2 separate regions of the Homo sapiens genome follow, and region 2 is linked to region 1. The links are chromatin loops, found by intact Hi-C in ENCODE. Cell type or tissue: CD14-positive monocyte. All regions are shown on one strand.

Region 1 (8,000 bases):
ATGACACAATGAGAAGGCAGCCATTTGCAAGCCAGGAAGAGAGCTCTCACCGGAACCTGACCATGGTGACTCCCTGCTCCTGAATTTCTAGCCTCCAGAACTGTGAGAAAAGAAACTTCTATTGTTGAAACCACTCCGGCCATGGTATTTTGTTATGACAGTCCAAGCTGACTAAGAAACACAGGTAATCCATTTTTATTATAGAAAGAAAGAAAATCTAGAATACACATCACCTATGTATCTCGGAGACATACTCCATACTCTCAGTATTTTTCTGGGTTATGGATAATCACAGACATTTTAAAATGGAATCATACAATTTATAAACATTTTTTCCAATATACTGTGAACACTTTTCCATATCAATAAATACAATTCTAGATCCCATTTTTCATAGCTTCAGAGCATTTCACTGTACAGACTTCCTAATTCATTGACCTGATCCCTTTTGTTTGGATATCTAGGCTGTCTGTGCCTCCTTCACCTTTGTAACCAATCCTGTGATGAACATCTCATGCGTACATCTTTGAACAATGTAATATTATCTCTAGGATAAAAGAAAGGAACTCTGATTATTAGCACTGCTACACACACAGCGAGTGGCCCATCACTGATGATGAACAAGCAGAGACCACATGGCAAGGTTGGGACACAGGCATTCTCTGGACTGACTACACTCTCTCAAAAATGCTTTTCATCCCTAGACCTTCACCCAGTGATCTTGAACCAGTTGATTCAACATTTTGGTTTTCTGTTAAAACAAAATTAAAATAAGTTTATGTATCAGGTAAATCTTTCTATAGTAAGTGACCTACACCTAAATGAGACCTATTAGCAGAAAAGGACATTGTTGGCGCATATAATTGAAAAGCCAGAGTCTAGAGCTGGGCTAAATTATACACTACTGGATCTAGACATGCTCACGGTGGTGTTAGGGGGAGTTTGTCTCCACCATCAAATTGCTGTTCTCTCTACTGATTTCTGTTCAAATTCTCCTTTCCTGGCACTATCTTTTATCTAGGCTCATTTCCTTACACTTCTAAATCCACTCCGAAGAAATTAGTCCCCAGTCCTTCCTGCAGAAGTCTCAGAATTGAAGCTCATTGGCTTGGCTTAGGTCACATGCCCATCTCTGGACCAGTCACTGCAGCCATAAAAATGGAAGGCTCTAATTGGCCAAGCTTGAGTCCCACGCCCTGCCCTGAACCTTGGAGAGGGAGTCAGCGCCACATGGGTTGAGAAGGGGTGAGGAGGTTTTCAAAGGAAAATTGAGGGGATTTTACCAGAATAAGGGGTTGGGTGCTGGGCAGCTAGCAAGAACAGATTTCACTACACTTGACAAGTAAATGGATTAATCATGAAAAACAGGAAGACTTTTCTAGCTATGGCAATGTGTCCGGAATTGGTGGGTTCTTGGTCTCACTGACTTCAAGAATGAAGCCGCGGACCCTCACGGTGAGCGTTACAGCTCTTAAGGTGGTGCGTCTGGAGTTTGTTCCTTCTGATGTTCGGATGTGTTTGGGGTTTCTTCCTTCTGGTGGGATCGTAGTCTCGCTGGCTCAGGAGTGAAGCTTTAGACCTTCGCGGTGAGTGTTACAGCTCTTAAGGTGGCGCATCTGGAGTTGTTTGTTCCTCCCCATGGGCTCGTGGGCTCGCTGGCTTCAGGAGTGAAGCTGCAGACCTTCGCGGTGAGTGTTACAGCTTATAAAAGCAGTGTGGACCCAAAGAGTGTGCAGTAGCAAGATTTATTGCAAAGAGTGAAAGAACAAAGCTTCCACACGGTGGAAAGGAACCCCAGCGGGTTGCCACTGCTGGCTGGGGCAGCCTGCTTTTATTCTCTTATCTGGCCCCACCCACATCCTGCTGATTGGTAGAGCGAGTGGTCTGTTTTGACAGGGTGCTGATTGGTGCGTTTACAATCCCTGAGCAAGACATAAAGGTTCTCCAAGGCCCCACCAGAGTAGCCAGATACAGAGTGTCCATTGGTGCATTCACAAACCCTGAGCTAGACACAGGGTGCTCATTGGTGTATTTACAAGCCCTGAGCTAGACATAAAGGTTCTCCAAGGTCCCACCAGAGTAGCTAGATACAGAGTGTCCATTGGTGCATTCACAAACCCTGAGCTAGACACAGGGTGCTGATTGGTGTATTTACAAACCTTGAGCTAGATACAGAGTGCTGATTGGTGTATTTACAAACCCTAAGCTAGTCATAAAGGTTCTCCACTTCCCCACCAGACTTAGGAGCCCAGCTGGCTTCACCCAGTGGATCCTGCCCCGGGGCTGCAGGTGGAGCTGCTTGCCAGCCCTGTGCCATGTGCTCGCACTCCTCAGCCCTTGGGTGGTCAATGGGACTGGGTGCCATGGAGCAGGGGGCGGCGCTCGGCAGGGAGGCTTGGGCTGCACAGGAACCCATGGAGGCAGGGGAAGGCTCAGGCATGGCGGGCTGCAGTCCCCAGGCCTGCCCCGCGGGAAGGCAGCTAAGGCGAGAAATCGAGCGCAGCGCTGGTGGGCTGGCACTGCTGGGGGACCCAGTACACCCTCCGCAGCCACTGGCCCGGGTGCTAAGTCCCTCATTGCCCAGGGCCAGCAGGGCCGGCCGGCTGCTCCGAGTGCGGGGCCCGCCAAGCCCACGCCCACCCGGAACTCCAGCTGGCTCTTGCTCGCAGCCCCGGTTCCCACTCGCACCTCTCCCTCCACACCTCCCTGCAAGCTGAGGGAGCCGGCTCCGGCCTTGGCCAGCCCAGAAAGGGGCTCCCACAGTGCAGCGGTGGGCTGAAGGGCTCCACAAGTGCCGCCAAAGTGGGAGCGCAGGCAGAGGAGGCGCAGAGAGCAGCGAGGGCTGTGAGGACTGCCAGCACGCTGTCATCTCTCAGCAACACTCTTGCATTGTGTAGACAGTGCAGTTTCCTGTGCATGAAGCTGGGGAAGGCAGCCGTGTCTGAACCAGTCCGTCCATTTCCAACGACTTCAGGTTAGTTTTAAGTTGATATTTGTTGAAATTAGTTCAGCATGTGTGTCTGGCTTCCTGTCTCAGTCGCAGGCCTAGACGGAACGTTCAGTGTGAGGAAGCATGTGTGAGCCAGCGAGGAGACAGAACACACAGCAAACCCGTGCCAAGTCAGCAATGCATTTTCTTTAGCACTTTGTACAGTTGTTCTGAAGTAAAAGAACTGTTTCTAAAAATAAAACAAAATATTATAAAAGCTTCACAATCAAACAATTTGAAACAAACCATGGATTTAAATGTGCAAATAAATTTTAAAAAGAAAGATCCATCTGTGTGTCTGTTTGTGTGTGTTAGCTCACTTCCTCTAACTTCCCCTTCTCACCCTCACCCCCCACTTCCCTTCCTGCCCCCTCCCCCTCACCATCTTGCCTAATAGTTCTGTGAGCAGAGGGCTGAAATCATGACGTTCAACTTATTAAAAGGCTTTTACTGAGTTCAAACTTATTAAATTTGTCTTTAAAAGCTTCTAACTTGATTGAGTGAGTGAGTGAGTTTAAAAATGAATTTTTTAAATTCATAGAGTTAGAGTCCTGCCTGCCCTTCATAAGAGTCGACAAAGGCAGAGGAATCTGCAAAGCCTGAGGTCAGGGCCTCCAGCTCTGTGGTCATACAATCTGAATTCAAATCCTCTCCACTGCCCCTTTCCAGCTATTCAACCCCTGCATGCTACTTAACCACTCCAGGCCTCAGCAGCCGTAAGGAATAACTTACGCAGAAATCTGTCGCAGGTGTGGTTGGTATCCCACCCACACCCACTTGGCCCTTTGCATTTCTGTCCACATGGGTCCAGCTTCCAGCTGAAGGCATCTGTGCCTTGCCTGGAGTTTCTTCTGGCCCCCATGTAGCAGGCCAAGAGTGCCAGGGAATTAACACCCCCTGCCAGGGGCAACCTCACTGAGTGATGATGGGAGTGGGTGGATCAATACCCCAGTTCCCTTGTCCTATGGGTAGATCACCCTGAGGCACGTGCTCTCCCAGCATTGTCCAGCAGGATTGAGCTCCAGCTGCCCGCAGAAGTCATCAGCAGATGGCACATCCTTGACTGCTCTCCATCCTTCCTGGGCTCACCTCCACACCCACCTCCCAGAATTTCCTGAGACCACCTCTCAGATAACCAACTTGCACTCAAAGCTCTCCTTTGGAGTGTGCTTCTGGGAGTGCTCAGCCTCAGACAAACTAGAAAGCAGTGGTCAGTAAAGTGAGAAAGTCAGAGAACCTTGGAGGAGAAGGGCTCAGGGAGGAGAAAGCACAGAGAGGCTATGTGTGTGTCTGGGGCTGCGTATATGAGATCAGTGTGCACATATAGTCACCTTGTTCTATTTTTAAAAATCTTAATGATTTTTTAACCCAATATATCAAATATCGTTTCAACATGTAGTCAATATTTTAAAAATCATAATGAGGAAAAAATCTTAAATATTAGACTCTCTTCTTCTAGCTAGTCAGCTTTCTGTGCCCCTGAGTACTTGGCACAATGTCCTGTTCCCTTGGGCACATTCAGTCAAAGAAACCTTAGGAAGCAATGACATTGCAACTTACTTTTTCTGACAGGCCTCAAAAGCCATGCTAGATAGCAGAGTTGTCTGACGTAGAAAGCATTTCTTCTTATCTTTGCAGAATTATAACAACAGATTTGTTCCTGGCAATATTAGAATTGCTAAGAGCTTGGATTCTAGGGTCTCATAGCAATCCCATCTTTAATGCTCACTAGCTCTATGATCTTGGCCAGTCAACTTGGTAATTTCTCCATGTCTCAGTTTCCTTGTCTGTGAAATGCAGATTTAATCTTAATTACCTACCGTATAGCATTGCTATAAGAAGTCAATGAAATAGTGTAAGGCACTGGAAATTGAGTACACAATAAGCTCCAAATAAATGTAAGTTGCTGTTGGGTTACCAAGTCTTTGGGTCAAATTTCAAAGGAGGATACCCATTTTAAATGAAAAGAAGTTACACATTAACATGTAAACGCATCTCCCCTTGCCCTGTCTTCTGTCCCGCACTCAGCAACACCCAATGCCACCATCAATTCACACCCTGTCCACTATTCTGGGAGGCCAGGGCCCTGTCCCTTGGATGTGTGTCCCTCCATTTCCCGATCTTACCTTTCAGGTGTGAAAGTCTTAGAACATCAGGCTGACAGACGTTTCAAGAGCCTCTGAAAATGTTTGTGCCCAAAAATATGGAAGAAAAAAAAACCCACTGCAAAATTAAAATCAATAAATGTTTAATTAAACATCTAGAAAACTAACATCATGGCGAGTTCATTAATTGTTCCATTTAGTTCTCATAAAAATTTCATGACACTGCATTATTTTTGAAAAGAATTTATAGGTGGTGAAATTTTCCTCATTTTGCAAGAATTCCCAAGAATAATGCTTGATAAATTGTGGCCAATTGTAATTCAGTGAATTTTTTGTAGGCAAATAATTTTGGAAGCAAAATGATTTTTAAAATCTTTTGATTATAATAAAAGTTAAATATGAAGTGGCCTCCTTCCCTCTCCCCTTGCCCACTTCCTGTCACCTGTTCTCCCAGCAACCAGGGCCACCTTTCCAAATCTTCCACTTGCCTTCGATGAAAATCTTCCCCTGGCCCTTCCCTTACCTCCTGGGTAAAAATCTCAGTTTTCTACCAGGACTGTCCATGCCCTGTCCATGCCCACTTCCCTGACCTCTTACGCACTTGAGAGCAGGTGCTGTTGCCCCCCGCTCAGGTCGCCTTTACCAGTCAGTGCTGGGGCCCTAGGACTTGGTCTGAGTCACCCCATTCATCCCAGGACCAGGCAGTGTGGCCTCTTCTGCAGCCAGAGTGGGAAATGGAGGCAGGAATCAGCAAATGGAACTGCTATTGTTAGAATGTCCCTTGCAAAACTCATGTGGAAATTTAATTGCCATTGTGATGGTATTAAAAAGGTAAGACCTTTAAGAAGTGATTAGGTCAGGAGGGCTCTGCCCTCATGAATGGACAAATGCTATTTTTTGCCATTGTAGTTTGGTTATCTTGGGAGTTCAGCTCCTTTCCTCTCTGTCTCATATGCTTGTATGCCCTTCTGCCTTCCACCATGAGATAATACATCATGAAGTCCCTTGCCAGAGGCTGGTGTCATGCTCTTGGACTTCCCAGCCTCCAGAAGCATGAGCCAAATAAAATCCTATTGTTTATAAATTACCTAGGCTGTGATGTTCTGTTATAGCAGCAGAAAACAGACGAAGACAGAGACGTTTCTCCCATGCCCTGCAGGGCCCAGCATGTGGCCCGATAAAAGGAAGGCATGAGAAAGTATTTGGCAAATGATCAGGTGAGTGAATAGGATTGCTTTATTACCAGAGAGAGGGACAGCTGAGCATCACATGGTGATAACATGACTAGCTCCTGTTTATTGAGCACATACTATGTGCCCAGTGCTCTACTAGGACCTACAGGTACACAATCCCATTTAACCTGTGCAACAATCCCACAAGGTAAGTACTTCTATGACCCCCTTTACAAAGACATAAACTGAGCCTCAGACAGAGCAGTAACTTGCTCAAGGCACAGAGTTAAAAAGCTGGGTGCCAAGACCAGAACCCCAGGTCTCTTCAACTCCAATGGATACAGATAAACAATGGAGGCCCCATCAACAGCTCTGCCTGGAAGAGCAGAGAACAGGGCCAGGGCAGACTCCTCTAGGGACTGCAATGAAAACCTGCTTTCCTGGACACACCAGTTTTACTCAGTCTTCATTCCACCCCAGGAGGATGACTTTGTGACCTTGGGCAATCTCCATTCCCCTCTTCAGCCACCCCTGGTTCTCTGACCCTTGTCCCTGACCAAAGACATGTTATTATTCACATTCAGTACCTTTCCACCTCCTCCCCCTGCATGAATTCACAGAGGAAATCTGAAAATAAAATCCAGGCTGCCTGGTAGAAGGGAGACTTGGGTTTTGTCAACACAATGTGCAGTAAAAATATCTCTCTTTTAAAAGAGAGAGAGAAAAATTTAAAGACTCAAGATCAGTAACATGTAATTATCATCTGGTTTGGGCGGAGAGCTCTAATAGTTTCCAGAAAAACACAAGCCATGAACAGGGAGTGCGCCTTCCAAGGCAAAAGGAGATGAGGACTCCAGCAGGCAGTGGTGCCATCTTGGAAGTCTTGTGGCCTTTGAGGCCCTTTCCAGGCAGAGTAAGGAGGCACAGCAACTGCTGAATAAATGAACCCCGTGAATGGACACACCTGAAGGCACAGAGGAGGTATCTTTGCTCCTTTCTTGGGGACACCAGGGAACCTTGAAATGGCAGAGATAGCTAGGTCTCTGCCAATATCTACTGTCCCCCATTTTAAAGTCATAGAACCCCAATTTTAGCTGAGCACATGGTGACCCACAATACAGACCATCTTTCCAGGCCTCCCCTTACAGATAAGAGCCACAAGACTGACCAATGGGGTATTAGTGGAATGTGTGTGCAACTTGTAAGATGCGTGCTTAAAGGGAGATATCTGCCCTTGTTCCCTTTCCTACTCCCTGCTGGAAGGAATGCAGATGTAATGGCTGGAGCTTAGCAGCCATTCTAAAATGTAAGGCAAACTTGAGAATGAAGGCCACAAATGGCAGACCGACAATGTAGAAGGACCCCAGGTCACCACACTAAACCTGGAATGCCTACAACTCTTTCAAGAAAAAGACACAACTCTATTGTTTTAGCCACTGGTATTTAGGCTTAAAGATAATCCTTAGGGTCAAACTCAACTTAAACAGCTCTTAAATAGAGAAGAGAAATAAAGGCAATCTAAGTATTTAAAAGTAAGACTCCCACTCAGTGGGTGACAAGCACATAGCAGATTCCTGGCTTCATCTCCAGATGTGCCATGGAATGCAAAGAAAGGTGGAACCTACCCACGTGAAATGTTTTCTTCTTTTTGTCTATTGCTCTCTTTTGTTTGTTTGCTGTCTAAAGAGATACTGTGGAGATGCATCATGTTTTCTAACTTATGCAAATGTTGTG
Region 2 (8,000 bases), 190 kb after region 1:
GGAGACTGCCCTGGGTCACACAGCTGGTCACCGTAGAGCAAGAATTTGAGCCTAGAACCACCAGCTTCGGCTCCCAGCCCAGCAGGAGAGGCAGGGCTCTGCAGGGCGGAGTGCACCAGCTCTGGGGCCAGCTCCCCAAGGGCTCAACTCTAGGCTGCATCAGCTAGAGGTCCCTGTGTCCCCAGCAAGTTGCCGAACCTTTCTGGGCCTGTTTCACAACTAGAAAGCAGGGCTAACAGGGGTACCCACGTCGTAGGGTTGGCCATTTACTCCACAAATACTTATTAGGCATCTACACGGTGCCAGACACGGTTGTAGATCTTGAAGATACAGCAGAGAACAAAACAGACAAAAATTCCCACCTAGAATGTATATTCTGAGTGTAGGGGATGCCAACAAAAAAATGAATATCTGTCAGTGGGAGGCACATAGATTTTGTTTTTTTTTTTTTGAGATGGAATCTCGCTCTGTTGCCCAGACTGGAGTGCTGTGGCATGATCTCGACTCACTGAAACCTCCACCTCCCGGGTTCCTGCCTCAGCCTCCCGAGAAGCTAGGATTACAGGCACCTGCCATCACGCATGGCTAATTATTGTATTTTAGTAGAGATGGGGTTTCACTGTGTTGGCCATGCTGGTCTAAATTTCCTGACCTCAAGTGATCCACGCGCTCCTCGACCCAAAGTGCTGGGATTACAGGCGCGAGCCACCGCGCCCAGCCGGCACATGATATTTATGTTTCCTTGTCACACTTACTCTTGGCTGCACTCTCAAAAGCTGTTTCTTATTTCTTCCTTTGCTACCAAAATAGCAGTTCTGTTGGGCCAGCCACATGCCTAGCCCTAGGGATGAATCAGGACTGGCCTAATCATAGGCATCCCACTGCCCTCTGCCCGAGACTTGCCTTTCAGCCTCCTTGCAGCTGGCGGCAGCCATGTGACCCAGTTTTAGCCACTGAGATGCAAGCCCTCTCCCTGCTGTCCTGCTGGTGCAGCTGCTGTGATGTCAGGAGCCTCTGAGCAGCCGCAGCCACTTCGTGACCATGAAGCAACTGAAAGACACCACACTGAGGGTGACCGAGCAGAAATGTGGAAGGAACCTGGGTCCTTCAGGGAAGTGGAGCTGGGCTTCTATGCTCTGCAGCCATTGTTCATCCGCCCGAAAATGAACCCCTGGGCGACAGGGACAGGGAAACACTCCTCCCGTCAGGCCAGGCTCCTTGAAGGAGAGAGTTGTTAGGATGTCCCTCCACCAGGGATTCTGACTCAACTGGCAGGCGGTTAGGCCGGGGCATCTCCTAAGAGCCCCTCAGGTGACTCTGATGGGCAGCCTCGGTGCACTGGGCAGATGAAGGAAGATGCAAGCGGGGTTGAGTGGGGAAGTGGAGACTCCACAATCAGGACAGGCCAACCCTGTCCCATGAGGAAAGCCTCAAAGCAAGATGGGATGGGAGGGGTCTGCGGTGGACCTGCTGGGTGCTTCTTGAGCTTGATCAGTGAAGAAGGAGAAGGAGGAACAAGGAGAGAAAGAGGGAGAAGCAGAGGGGAGGGCAAAGATCCCAGAGACTCAAGAATCTGCCACCCAGGCCCTGGCGACTAAAACAAGGCCAGGATGAGGAGAGGCTGGTAAGACCCACACCATCCGGAGTGACCTTGCCAGGGGCTAAGGAGGGCCCTTGCCCAGGGTTCCCAAACTTCATGCATTCTGAGGCTCCCTCTGTGACCTTGACCATCTCATCTGGTCTACCATTTGTTTCATACTTTTCTTTAAAATGACTCAGATTTTTTTCTTTTTTTTTTTACTTAAATGTTTATTTTAGCCCTTTGGGAGGCCGAGGCCTATGGATCACTTGAGGTTAGGAGTTCGAGACCAGCCTGGTCAACATGGTGAAACCCCATCTCTACCAAAAATACAAAAATTAGCTTGGCATGGTGGCACATGCCTGTAGTCCCAACTACTTGGGAGGCTGAGGCTGGAGGATCACTTGAACCCAGGAGGTGGAGGTTGCAGTGAACCAAGACTGCACCACTGTACCCCAACCTGGGGGACAGAGTGAGACCCTGTCTCAAAAAAGTAAATACAATAAATAAATAAATGTCTATTTTAAAAGGAAATTCTGTTGCACCAATGTAAATGGAAAACCAGTATCACTTGCTTTGCAGATGACTCTGAAAATAAGCACAGTGGCCATCAGTCGTGTTTAGTATTGACCAGGATTTCAGATGCTGTCACAGTGTGTTCGTAAACTGCCACCTGCACACGCCAGGAGCCTGGGGCCTGCTCTCTCAGATGGAGCGGGGGGTAAGCAGGAGTTGGCCAGTATTAAAGACACATGAGCCCCCAGCTCAGCCGAGAAGAAGAGAACAATCATTGGAGACAAACAGCTATTCCCCTGGACACTGTGCCTACCACACAGGGCACCCAGTGGACTGCGATGGCCAGAGTCCCATTTCTGGCACACTCATCCAGGCCAGCCAGAGTTGGGGAGACTGGACCCCAAGAGCAGAGGTCACATCAACACCCACACCAGCCTCAGGCACGTCCCCTTGTCCCCTTGTCCTCTCCGCACAGGCAAGAGATCCCCAACCTCTGCCCTGTGCCAAGAGCATGTCCGAAATTTCACAACTACCTTTATGTGGCAGGTGCCTGGAGCTGGAGCTATCCTTCCAGCACCTACAACCACGAGGCCCCCGGGCGTCTTCCCAGAGGGAAACACTGGGTTTAAGGGCATCAGTTCAACTGTTCAACTCCCATGAAGGCAGCGTGAATGGTCTGACTCCGCTCCTGGGCAAGCACAAGAGTATGTGCCAATCGGGTGTGTGGGCTGGCCTGGCCACCAACACAGGTCTCTGGGGACGGTGGCTTGCCCGCATTCCAGAACCACAGGCTGGGGCATGCCTGCCGGGCGGCCGGCTCTCTTACCGCCAGGCAGAAGGGGACAGAAGCCCTTTGTCTTCCCGTCACATCCCAGAGTTGGCACATCCCCAGGAGCTGCGGTCACCTCCTCTTTCGCAGACAAGGTTGCCTCATGTTGCTAAGAAACAGCTTGGAGGGAGGGGAACCCAAGCTCCAGGTGGCGCTGAGGTGCCTCAGCTCTGAGCCCCTGAGCGGCTGTGGAGGGAGGGCTGGCCTCTGTTGTGTCCCCTGCTTATTGTAAAATGGGAGGTTCATAAACCACAACTCACAGAGCAGTGGAAAGGATCAAAGAGCTAATGCGTGTCCGGCACCTCGCGTAGTGTGAGCGCTCCACAAGTGTGAGCAAGGGACGTCTGGGTTGTTTTCTTTTTTCCACCTCTCAGTTTAAATAAGGTTGCTGTGAACGCTTTTCCTGCTGAGGGTTATTTCCTCAGATGCAGAACCCCGCCTCAAGATAATATTCGAGGTCGGGGGGTCAGGCAGCTGCGTGGGGCTTTTTCCATGCAGACAGAAGCATCTTCAAAATCGGAATCTGTTTACAGCAAAGGGATGTGTTATTTTCCCCGCATCCTTTGCAGCACTGGGCTTGTTTTATCGATTTTTTTTTCTCATTCGATCAGCAAGGCTGTGCATTCCTCCGTGTACTGTTTAACTGTCTGTATTTCCTGAGGGATTCATGGTTTGTTCACTGCCTTTGATTGTTTTTCAGGTGGTGTCTGGGACAGTGCCTGGTGCTGTCAGCTGGAGCTGGCAGGCCCACATTGGAAGCATCTTCTAAGTAGGAAGGGGAGACAAGGGCTTGAAGCTGGGGGAGATGGGGAAAGCCTCCCGCCCCATCCACGCCATTCCTGCCTTCCCCTCGTCCTGGGTATTTTGGAGCCTGCCAGCTGAGGAGTGCTCTCCCAGGGTTGGGACTGCAGGCGCCTGACAAACTGAAGAGCACTGAAGCTGGAGATGCAAAGAAGAGGGAGCATTGACTATGTTCTTGGAGCAACGAGCAAGTCAGTGAGGCACGCGTGTGACAGGTGCCTTTCCTGAACCCAGCAATCCTCCTCCCCTTTCCCTGGCTCTCCTGGGAACTCCTAATGAAGTCAGAATAAGCCACTCCATCAATTTATGATCCCCAGATGACTGTGTCCCTTTGCTCCTTAATCACTCAGGTACCCAGATTCTCTATTAGCAAGAAGCCCAGAACCCCCTTCTCGAGTCCTCTCTCGTTTTCAATCTTCCAAGGACACCGAAGTCTTCCTTAACCCACTGCTGGGGGTTGACTGCCGAAGGTCACTGATGCCGGGGCATCTTGCCACCACATGGGGGCACTGCCAAAGATGTGTGCAGAATAGTCCTGCAGACACTGCGCTCGGCAGCGGAGCTCATGCTAGGCGAACCCTTGCCTGGGTGTTGGAGGTCACCCACACTTGAGACTTGAGTTTACAGCTCTCATGGGTCACTCTTAAATACTCAGAGCAGAATGCCAAGTGACTCCTCATCCATGCTCCATGCACCCTGGATCCCAGAACGGGGCACATCACTTTCCTCCACCACTGTCGCCCTGCTCGCCACCACCTCCTCCCGCTAGGCCGGGCTTTCTCAACCGCCACCCCTTTGACATTTGGGGCCAGATCTTTCTCCGCTGTGGGGACATGGCAGGATGCTTGGCAGCACCCCTGGCCTCTGCCTATCAGGTGCCTGTAGCACACCACCACTATGACAAGAAAAAATGTCTCTAGACATTGCCCAACATCCCCTGAGGAGCAGAATGGCCCCAGTGGAGAGCCAGTGCCCTAGACTATTGGGGTACCACCCCTCCACGCTGGCCTGGACCCCCTCTACACTGGCCTAGACCCTCTCAACACTGGCCTGAACCCCCTTCATGCTGGCCTGGACCCCCTCCAACTGGCCTGGACTCCCTCCCCTGGCCCCTTGCCTCCCTTTCTTGACATCACAGTAGGGGTGAGCTTTAAAAAAACCACACAGCTCGTGATGCATGTCACGCTAGGTTCAAAAGCGCTGGGTGGTTTCTCTTGGTATTTGAGATCCACACCTCTGCCTTAGTGCCCGGGCCCTGCAGGGCCTGACCTCACCCCTGTCTCCAGCTTGACTGGCTCCCACACCAGGCACAAGAGCCCTGGCTGTGACATCAGCACGCTCTGTCCTCTCTGCCTTAAGCCCTGTTCAGTCTGTCGCTGCATTCCAGGCCCTTCCACACCCCAGGGGCCTGCAGAGGCCCTGGGACCCCGCCCCTGGTGTTGCCCACTCTACTACGCCTCTTGGTCCATCTGCCTGATTTATGCCTTCATTACCTTTCCTTAGTTATATCCGGTTTCTGTTTTATTAGTTTATTTTTATTGTATTTACTTCTGTCATTCCCATTAGACTGTCAGCTCCGTGAAGGCAGGGGCCTGTCTTGTTCCCTGCCGTATCCCCAGAGTCTAGAACGGCACCTGGGTTGTGGGAGGCACCCAGAAAACACCAGGTCCCTGAAGGAATGAATGAAATGGGAGTGGGCTTCTCTTGTCCTGGAAATGGGCCTTGTCCCCCACATGGCTGTGGAGCTGCAGAGGGGGAGGCTGGAACTACTGTCCTATGGGCCCCTGTGGGCTCAAGAATCCTGCACTCAGCCTAGGACCTGCAGGCTTCGTGTCTCTGGCTCTTGGGAAACAGGTGGAAACTTCCTTCCCGAGAGCCGGAAGCAGCCGCAGGCCCCGCCACACCCAGCCCTGGCCCAGCTCAAGGCGAGGCCCTGGGTCTAAATATAGAAAGTGGGTTGTGAGAGGGCGGGTTTCTTCTCTGGTGAGAGGAAGTGGCTGCTCTGATTAAAACCGGGGTTTGTTCACCCCTCATTGAGACAGTCCTCCCCACCAGCCAGGAAGAAAGGAAATGTGGCAAAATGAACCCAGCCAATGGGGCCTTCCAAAAAGGCCCGGAGAAAGCACCCGGGGGGCAGATGGTCTCTTGTTCCTCCCTGGGGAATGGCTGGGAACCCTGCAGTGAGACACAGGGGCTGCGTGTCCCTGAGCCAACTCTAGCCGCTCTGGGTCTCAGTTTGAAAAAAAAGGGATTGGCCAGATTTGATTTTCAAAGCTGATGTTACCTGGTATTGCCTGAATCAGGAGCTCTCTGAGTCTCAGTTTCCCTATCTGCAGAATGGGTTGATGATGACCATGCCTGTAACAGAACGGCTAGTAGGATTCAAGGAGGCAGTGTGTGTGGCTGGCCTAGGGCAGAGCTGGCACATGACCAGGGCTCCGAAGGTGCTCGCTGTTGTCAGATGTCCACATGAAGTTTGACAAAATGAACGCAGAGCCCCTTGTTGAAACATTACCAGGAATTTCAAGATGGGCTGGGCGCAGTGGCTCATGCCTATAATCCCAGCACTTTAGGAGGCCGAGGCAGGCGGATCGCTTGAGGTCAGGAGTTCAAGACCAGCCTGACCAACATGGTGAGACCCTGTCTCTACTAAAAATACAAAAATTAGCCAGGAATGTGGTGCACGCCTGTAATCCCAGCTACTCAGGAGGCTGAGACAGGAGAATCACTTGAACCTGGGAGGCGGAGTTTGCAGTGAGTGGAGATCATGCCCATGGGTGACAGAGTGAGAACTCTGTCTCAGAAAAAAAAAAAGAAAGAAGAATTTCAAGATGGTAACAGCAGAGCAGGAAACCCTGAGCAGGGCCCTTCCGAGCCCTGCGTGACTGTCCTGGCTTCTGAGCCCTGAGTGACTGTCCTGGCTTCTGAGCCCTGCGTGACTGTCCTGGATCATGCATCCTGATAGGATGATTTCTATCAGAGGAGCCTCGGGGAGCCTACAGAGCAGTGCACAGCCCCCAAGCCCACCCCCAGCCCAGGCCCACGCTTCCCCCACCCCCGACCCGCTGCCCTGCTGCAGTTCCACGGATGGCCCGTTTGAAGAAGGTGATGAAAGTAGTAAAAAGGTGATGATGCCCAAATGCCAGTCCTCGGGGGACGGGTGTGACAGGGCTGAGCCCTGGGGTGGGTGGGGGCTGCTCTTCCAAGAATGGGCCTCACCTATACCCCTCCTCCCTGGACCTCAACATGTCATCAGTGGAAAACACAAAATCGAAGCACTGTGCACAGCGCAGATCATTCTCATGTGAGCTGTTTCACTGGTGCACACAAAACTATGGTCCTGCAAATTGCTGTAATCATAAATAGGCAGGTGAGGCCAGGCGCCGTGGCTTATGCCTGTAATCCCACTCAAGCCCTGAGCTTGACCCTGGCAAGCCAGGACCACCATCTCCAGAAAGAAAGAAAAGGTGCAAAGAGAGTAAGTGCAGAGAGTTCCCATACGCCCTTCACCCAGCTTCTTTCCTATTAGCATTTTACAAAACCACAGGACAATCAGCAACACTAAGGCATTCACATTGATGCAATAATTTTTTTTTTTTTTTTGAGACCAAGTCTTGCTTTGTCACCCAGGCTGGAGTGCAGTGGTGCAATCTCATCTCACTGCAGCCTTCACCTCCCAGGTTCAAGTGATTCTCCTGCCTCAGCTTCCCGAGTAGCTGGGATTACAGGCACGTGCCACCACGCCTGCCTAATTTTTTGTATTTTCAGTAGAGACGGGGTGTTACTATGTTGGCCAGGCTGATCTTGAACTCCTGGCTTCAGATGATCCACCTGCCTCGGCCTCCCAAAGTGCTGGGATTACAGGCGTGAGCCACTGTGCCCGGCCGATGCAATAATATGAATCAGACCATAGGTCACGTTCAGGACTCACAGCTTCTTCCTGATGTCCACTTTCTGCTCCAGGATCTCACGTCACACTGCAACCACCCAGGGGCCTTTCCCTGGGCTTTCTTTGTCTTTTGTGACCTTGACATAGTGAAGAGTATTACGTATTTTGCAAAGTGTGCCTCAGTTCGGGTTTGCCTGATGTCCTCTTGTGTTTTAAAATAGTATGTAATTCATATTCCACAAAATTTGCTCTTTTAAGTTTGTAAATTAGGCCAGGCACAGTGGCTTATGCCAGCTCTTTGGGAGGCTGAGGCAGGAGGATCACTTGAGCCCAGGAGTTTGAGACCAGCCTGGGTGACATAGGGAGACCCCGTCTCGAGAAAAAAA

Evidence for each region. Peaks named below come from ENCODE experiments on the same cell type or tissue, not always from the same donor. Only the 100,000 strongest peaks of a DNase experiment are listed, where the experiment ranks them.
Region 2: a loop joins it to region 1, with 5 times the contacts of the local background. A loop is called at or near these places in 2 of 110 quality-filtered maps.

The regions. Positions count from the first base shown.
Region 1 is chr20:57,623,495-57,631,494 of GRCh38, reverse strand. No RefSeq gene overlaps it. Among named protein-coding and RNA genes, the nearest start is that of ZBP1, 7.1 kb to the right of the region's middle. In CD14-positive monocyte, no CTCF peak of the experiment used is centred here; DNase peaks (open chromatin) are centred at 1,164, 3,054 and 3,354; H3K4me3 peaks cover 3,509 bases; H3K27ac peaks cover 3,864 bases.
Region 2 is chr20:57,430,774-57,438,773 of GRCh38, reverse strand. It overlaps LOC124904939 (a long non-coding RNA gene), which reads left to right. Exons shown (of 2, transcript XR_007067672.1): 2 at 3,625-4,113. Among named protein-coding and RNA genes, the nearest start is that of RBM38-AS1, 42 kb to the right of the region's middle. RefSeq lists a silencer at 988-1,219 and enhancers at 2,850-2,909, 5,043-5,122, 5,984-6,033. In CD14-positive monocyte, a CTCF peak has its summit at 4,214 (motif pointing right); DNase peaks (open chromatin) are centred at 2,993, 5,683, 7,303, 7,683 and 1 weaker place; H3K4me3 peaks cover 3,905 bases; H3K27ac peaks cover 3,709 bases.